2 separate regions of the Mus musculus genome follow, and region 1 is linked to region 2. A link is a contact called in ENCODE POLR2A ChIA-PET data. All regions are on one chromosome and are shown on one strand. The core of a region is the stretch at or near the end of the contact, and the rest is flanking DNA. Distances in the headings are between cores, read along the strand shown.

Evidence for each region. ChIA-PET counts read pairs that join two places held with the same protein, here RNA polymerase II (POLR2A).
Region 1: POLR2A ChIA-PET joins it to region 2 with 22 read pairs in embryonic stem cell. The contact joins the enhancer-like site here to the promoter of Nars2 in region 2. POLR2A ChIA-PET finds 5 or more read pairs at or near these places in 3 of 5 experiments (Patski and embryonic stem cell).

The regions. Positions count from the first base shown.
Region 1 is chr7:96,984,192-96,987,580 of GRCm38, forward strand. All of the region lies in intron 5 of Nars2 (asparaginyl-tRNA synthetase 2 (mitochondrial)(putative)), which reads left to right. Among named protein-coding and RNA genes, the nearest start is that of Nars2, 34 kb to the left of the region's middle. Within about 2 kb of position 1,785, at least 1 of the 3 ENCODE cell types and tissues checked has a DNase peak (open chromatin) inside an H3K27ac peak, as active enhancers do.
Region 2 is chr7:96,950,229-96,953,659 of GRCm38, forward strand. Nars2 (asparaginyl-tRNA synthetase 2 (mitochondrial)(putative)) reads left to right here and starts at 1,299. Exons shown (of 14, transcript NM_153591.4): 1 at 1,299-1,716. The coding sequence starts at 1,576.

The sequences.
Region 1 (3,389 bases), core at 535-3,034, 34 kb after region 2:
ACATTTGTAGCAACTGAAACACAGAAGGAGGCTGGACTTACTGGAGTGGCTAGGCAGGGGGAGTCTTGTTAACAACGTGCTTGGCAAAGTGAAGCGCAGTTCTCTGCCACTCCTGTTCCCCTTGGTCTTCATTTCATTCTACGATGCCCTCTAAGGACTTGTCAGGACAAATTCCTGTAGCACTTCCCGAAGCCTATTTAAGCACAGATGGATAGGAATCTTTTATTTCCCTATTACCAAACTGTAAATCCTTGGAGACTGCATAGCAAGGTTTGTCCTTAAATGCTCAAAATTCTATACTTTGGTGCTAGGGAGATGGCTCACTTGGTAAATTGATTGCTGCCCAAATGTAAGGACCCCAGTTCAGATCCTCAGCACCCATGTAAAAAATTGATACTTGTAACCCCGGTGATGGAGGCAAGGGATCCTGACGGCTCCCTGGACATCCAGCCTAGTCAAAACAGTGAGCTCCAGGGTCAGAGAGACACCCTAGCTCGGAAAATAAGGTGTGGAGGTGATTGAGGCATGCACACACGGACACAAGTTCACCACACAGGTGGAGGTGAGGGAAAATTCTATACTTTGGAATGGTTTTTTTTTTTTTGTTGTTTGTTTGTTTTTATTTGTTTGTTTTTATTTTTTCGAGACAGGGTTTCTCTGTATAGCCCTGGAGCTCACTTTGTAGACCAGGCTGGCCTCAAACTCAGAAATCTACCTGCCTCTGCCTCCCGAGTGCTGGGATTAAAGGCGTGCACCACCACTCCCGGCTCTTTGGAATGATTTTTATAGACTCATTCTGGGCCTGGCAGTGGTGGTGCACACCTTTAATCCTAGTACTTTAATCACACGGATTAATTCTTTAATCTTGCAGAGGCAGACAGATCTTTGAGTTTGTGGCAAGCCTGGTCTGTGAGTTCCAGGACAGCCGGGACTGGCCGGGACTACACAGAGAAACCACATCTAAAAGAAAACAAAACAAAAAATCATTCTGAATACCATTGCCCTCATCATAGCATTATGGAAAAGCAAGCACTATAGGAACAAGCTGGAGTGTAAGTACTAGTAATTGGACTGCTGTCTGAGAACCTGGACTCTAGTACTGATCTTACCCTAAACAGGTTATGCATGGCATTTGACCTAACACTTAATATTTCCATTTTAAGCAGTGGTGTCTAAGTTGTTATAGCTCAGGTCCTTTTGAATCTTTATTATATCTGTATCATGAAACATTATAATAAAGCATTCCAAAGTATAGAATTTTCCCTCACCTCCACCTGTGTGGTGAACTTATGTCCGTGTGTGCATGCCTCAATCACCTCCACACCTTATTTTCCGAGCTAGGGTGTCTCTCTGACCCTGGAGCTCACTGTTTTAACTAGACTGGATGTCCAGGGAGCCCTCAGGATCCCCTGCCTCCATCATCGGGGTTACAGGTATCAATTTAGCCTTCTTGGAATCTCTCAATTGAGATTAACACCCCCCCCCCCCCCAAACCCCCCGGGCATGGAGCGTGAGTGAAGATGGGTACTATTCGACATTTCCTTCATGATCTTGAAGAGAAGTTGCAGATTGGAATAAACAGGCAACAGCACGTAGTTTTGTCTGTAGACCTTTCAGGCTTGTGTGGCATGCTGCTGCTCTACCCATTATATTCTCAACTTTTCCATTCTGGGATTATGAGGAAACAGAAGTGAGGGCGAGGGGACAGAGTAGAGGACAGGAAAAGCAAAGGGGCTGAGTAGCCAGCCTGTGAGCGTTCGCTCAGCTGCCGTGGAGGTTAAGTAAACTTTCCGTCACAGACTGCGTTCTTTTCCAGGGTTAGCTCGCTGCTGCTGGCTTCTCCTCCCTGCACTTCACAGGGAGACAGCTGACTTGTGTGGGTTTTTCTACAGCAGTCCCTCGAGACTGAAACTACTCAGCTATATTTGTTCTGCTGTGAGAACAGATAACTGGGAGGCAATTCAAAACATTTGTTTAATATTTTCTTGGAAATCCTTAAAGAAGCAAAGGGTTTTACACCTTGATTTAAAAAATAAAAATAAAAAGGTCACTGGTTCTACGCATCCTAAAATGTTTGGTGATTCTTAGTTTCCTGTTTCTTTCAATGCTTTTTTTTTTAGCTTCTAATAGCAGAATAACCTAGGAAAGTGTTTTGCTCTGATAACTTTTATATGACCAGGGAGAGGTTGGTTGGCCCATAGAGTAGCATGGGAAAGATTTTAATGTCATTTGTTGCATTAGTTTCATATATATTTGCCCAAAGGTTTTGTCTAAATAAAATCTTACACTGAGACTCAATCTATAAAGGAGATAAAAAGTGGTAGGTATTAACGAGGTAGCTTATGTCTGGTTTGTGTAGGAAATCAATCATGAGTGAATGACAGTAGGGACCTGGGAGATTGTGGAGAAAGTCTCCCTACATTTCCTACAAATTGATATTATTTTTCTAGGGAACATTCTCATAGTCCAGTGGTCTTGAGACATCTCCTATGACAGTGTGACTTCTGAGTCCCTTCTGAAAGACCTACCTGAGGCTCTTCTTGAGCTGGTCTTTCCTGAAATGCATTTGTGGCTTGCTGGTGTCTTTGTTTTCTTGTTCTGGTTTTTGTTTTTATTAGAGATTTCCATGAAAGAAAATACATCATGAATCTCTCTCTCCACTAATAAAGACCTTCCATTTTTGGGGTCCATGTTTTCAGGGATGCGTGTGTCTGTGTGTCACTGGGGACAGGCTTTGACGTTTCAAAAGCCCACCGCATTCCTAATTAGCTTCCTCATTTGCATGCTTGCATGTGTCGCCCCTCCCCCACTTGCTGTGGCTCTGATGCAAGCTCTCAGATACATTCCAGTGCCATTCCTTCTGCCATGCTCCCGACATGATGGTCATGGATTCTGACCCTCTGAAACACTGAGCCCTAAAATCAATGCTTTCTTTTGTAAGTTGCCTTGGTCGTGGAGTCTTAGCACAGCAATAGAGAAGTAATAAGACAGGTCTCTTGCAGTCAAACTGTCTCAATGCCCCCTGTAGCCAAGCTTACCTTACACTCCTATTTCTTAACTTCCTTAGCTGGGGTTATAGGCATGAGCTACCGTGCCCAGCCCATTACAGTCTCAGGGGACTATCTATATTGTACATGGAGTCTTTGGTTCACTAAAACATAATTGTGAGGTACATGACTTAGTTGAAACAGTCAATATGACGCCTTTTTAGACTGGCTGAAGTGTAGAACTCATTCAGAGTTCGTCCATATCCCTCCTGAGATTGACAGCTCTTTTCTTTTACGTGCTGGATTCCTCTGTATTCCAGCCTCCGAGTGTACAGCAGCTTATTTACCTTCTAAAGGTGTCTTAGTTGCTTCCTAGTTTTGTCAACTATGAATAATACAGAT
Region 2 (3,431 bases), core at 49-2,548:
GTTGGGTCTGAGCACAAAGCTTGCAGGCAGTGATCAGCTTTCACTACACACTTTAGATTACCCACTGCTAATTTCCCATTTTACCCACTGGGGTCCCTTTCCCTTGAGTTACTGAACAATGGTTCTCTGCTTAGTTTCCTAATTAACCCTTTGCCTTAAGTAGAGGAAGATAGTCTCCCTGAGACTTAGCAGAGCAAAGAGGAGGAAGAAAGATGAGACAGAAGAATTAACCTGAAGAGAAATTGAGCTTGCTGGTTGCTGGTTTCACTTTTTTTTTTGGGGGGGGTATCGAATATACTTTTATACTTTAAGATATAAGCTATCTCTACATATTTGGAAGGCTACAAGTTTTTGATTTTTCCTTTCTCAAGGTTCCAGAAGTGCCCCAAAGTATTTTTATTGGAGATATTTTCAAGTCTGTCCAGAGAAGAGTTTTACAATTCTTTCAGGCCATTTTCCTTCCCAGCAGATTTTCCTGTCCTCCTCTTACAGGAAAATTTCTGACATTCTCATCTGGAAAAATTCTAACCTTCCTCAAACTCAGCCTAATTATCTCTTTCTCTGGGTCGCCACTCCACTTACCACACACATATCTATGTGTGCTCTTGCTGGGTATAATGTGATGGTTTCTCTCGGTTTCTGTCTCACTGTCTCTTTGTCTGTCTCTGTGTCTCTATCTCTCCCTCTCTGTCTCTGTTCCCCAACCAACATCTTTTCATCATAAGCTCCTTGATGAACAGGACTATGTATGGTGTCTCATCGTGGCAACTTAATTAGTCCTTATTTTGACCTTTTCTTGTTTAACTAGATAAAAGCATTATCATGTGTCTCACTGAGTTACGAAAAAATATTTTTGTGTAAACTTAAAATGTAGCTGAATATATGCAAAGGCCATTTTTTTCTTTTCAAACAAATGCAAGTAAGAGAAAAGATTTGCCCATTCTGGCAGGCAAAGCTCCTTTTTAAGCAACGAATTGTTTGGCTACCACCCAACAGTGACTTCAGCAGGTACTACGTCTGGAGACTGACTTCCCAGAGCTCAGAACTCCTCTCCACCCCTAAGACTCTGCACAGACACTTGCCTTCTGCATCTGTCAATACTGCCCACAAGTATTCCTCAGTCTCCCTAGAGATGACCCAACAGTAGCTATTTCTGAGAAACCTGAGACAGCCCTTGCGCCTTAGCCCCGCCCACCTCAGCTCCTGCACCGCCCCTACCGGTGCGGCGCCTCACGAGCTCCCGGACACAATCACGCATGCTCAGACTCCACCCAGCGTGATGACGGAAGAGCGAGCACGGGGTGACGTAGCTCAGTTGCAACGTGCTTTAAGTCTGGGTCTGCACTCCGGTCCCATGTACGGTGTGACACTGACCGCTGTGTTCCGTGTAGTCGAACCTTCTGTGCTTTCGGGAGCGGGACGCGGAGGTGGGGTCCCGTGGGAACTGCTCGGGGCGCGGAGGGAAGAGCGACAGGAGCGCATGACGGCAGGACTGCGCGGCTGAAAAAGGCTGCTCTCGGGGACTGTGAGCCGGGACGTAGCCCGGCATCCCGTGGAACCCTGTCCGGTCTCGCCATGCTCGGGGCCCGGCGCCTGCTCGGCGCGCTGCGCCTCTGTTCCTCCGTTTCCTGCCCCAGGCCCCGCGCGTCTGCCAAAATGCGCGTGCGGGACGCCCTCAGGGTCCAGGACGCGAGAGGGGAGTGCGTAACGGTGCAGGTGGGTGTGTGGAAAGACTGCTGCCTGAGCTTGCTTGACTTGAGCTGTCTCCAGAGTCTACACTTCTGGGACCGCACTGTTATTTTTGCAAATCGTTCTGACGATCACAAGTGCAGCAGCTGAGTTTTCATGACACCTAGGGGTTTCTTGTAAACACTTTAATCATGCGGAAAAGTTGAAATGAACACTCCCTTATTTATTTATTTATTTATTTAGTTTTATAGTAATAACTTGGGATGCTTTGCCCTAGTTCCTTGAGAACAGAAATTCTGTCTTTCCTTTTTTCCTGTTCACCTGGCTGGCAGGAAATAGTGGTTCCAGGTGTGTCCAGCCTTTTGACATTGCAACATGAGGTCTCCACCTACCAAGTTCATACTTGAGTTACCGCCTCTACCCTCCAGTTAAAAAGTCTCAAAGTTTACGAGTCCGTGTTGGGCTGCATTCATAGCTATCCTCAGTTGCTCACTGCGGCTCATTGTACACAAGTTGGACACAGGAGAATCCATACCTTTTCAATTTCAGTCACTCAGGCTCCTGAGATTTCCATGTATTTAAACTAGGAGAAAGAGCAGAATGTTGTAGTTTGACAAGCTAAGGGCTGCAGTTGCCTTGGCTTAATTCGCTTGCCCTACTATGTAGCTTGTTACTTATAGGCATGTCACGACAGTGCCTCAGGCCCCAGTTTCTCTTATGAAAATGGAGATAATAGTCTATATTTTGGAGAGTTCTGAAAATTAAACGGGTTAATGAAGACAGGCTATTTAGAACAGAGGCCTCTCAGTCAGTGTTAGATGCTGTTATTTGTGACAGCTTTGAATAAATTCCTAAAAGCACAGAAAGAGTAAGACTGGTGCTTGGCTGTTTCCTCTTGAATTACTGAAATAAACTAATAGGTCTTACCCATATTCCTGATATCTGGCACTATGACCAAGCTGTTCTTCCTTGCATTTCTTTGGGTTTATTACTTGTTCCATGATCCCAATCAAAAGTTATCAAAACTGTTTGCTGTACTCTTTGTACCTTGATTTGTGTGATGAACAAAAGAAGAGTCAAAGATGAACTGAACCTACTACGGAGGTAACAGACCTTTTATTTGGGTGCTTAGTGGTATAATATGGAAACTGCTAGTCAACTTGTGGCTCTGAGCACCTGAGTGTGTTTCAACTGCATGGAGGTGTGTTGTAAGAGTAAAATATATAATAACTTTGAGGAGTAAGGAAATATAAAAATATAAATATATTCAAAAATAAAAATATGTTTATATTGTTTACATGTGAATGATATTCAGAGTATAATTGAATAGCATGTTATTCATTACCTATTTTTACTTTTAATGTAAGGACAAATCTTTTTAAAGATTAATTTTATCTTGTATTTGTGTATGTGTGTCTGCATGAGTTTATGACACATAGATAGGAATACCTATGGAGATCCGTAGGTGGTGTCAGATCCCTTGGAGCTGGAGTTACAAGGAGCTGTGCGCTTCCCCAGAAGGTACTAGGAACCAAATGTGGGTCCTCTGAAGGAGCAGAAAGTGCTGTTATCCTTGGAGCTAACTCTGTAAAACTCACATTATATTCCTGTTTAGCCCTAGTTTACAGCAACGTGGTGGTTATGAGTGGTACAAATAACGAGCTCTAAGAAAACAGGGAGTTCCTGAGCTGTGTGAAGCTCAAGAAGGTGTTACTTGCATATCAGGCTGTCTTGGAGGATGG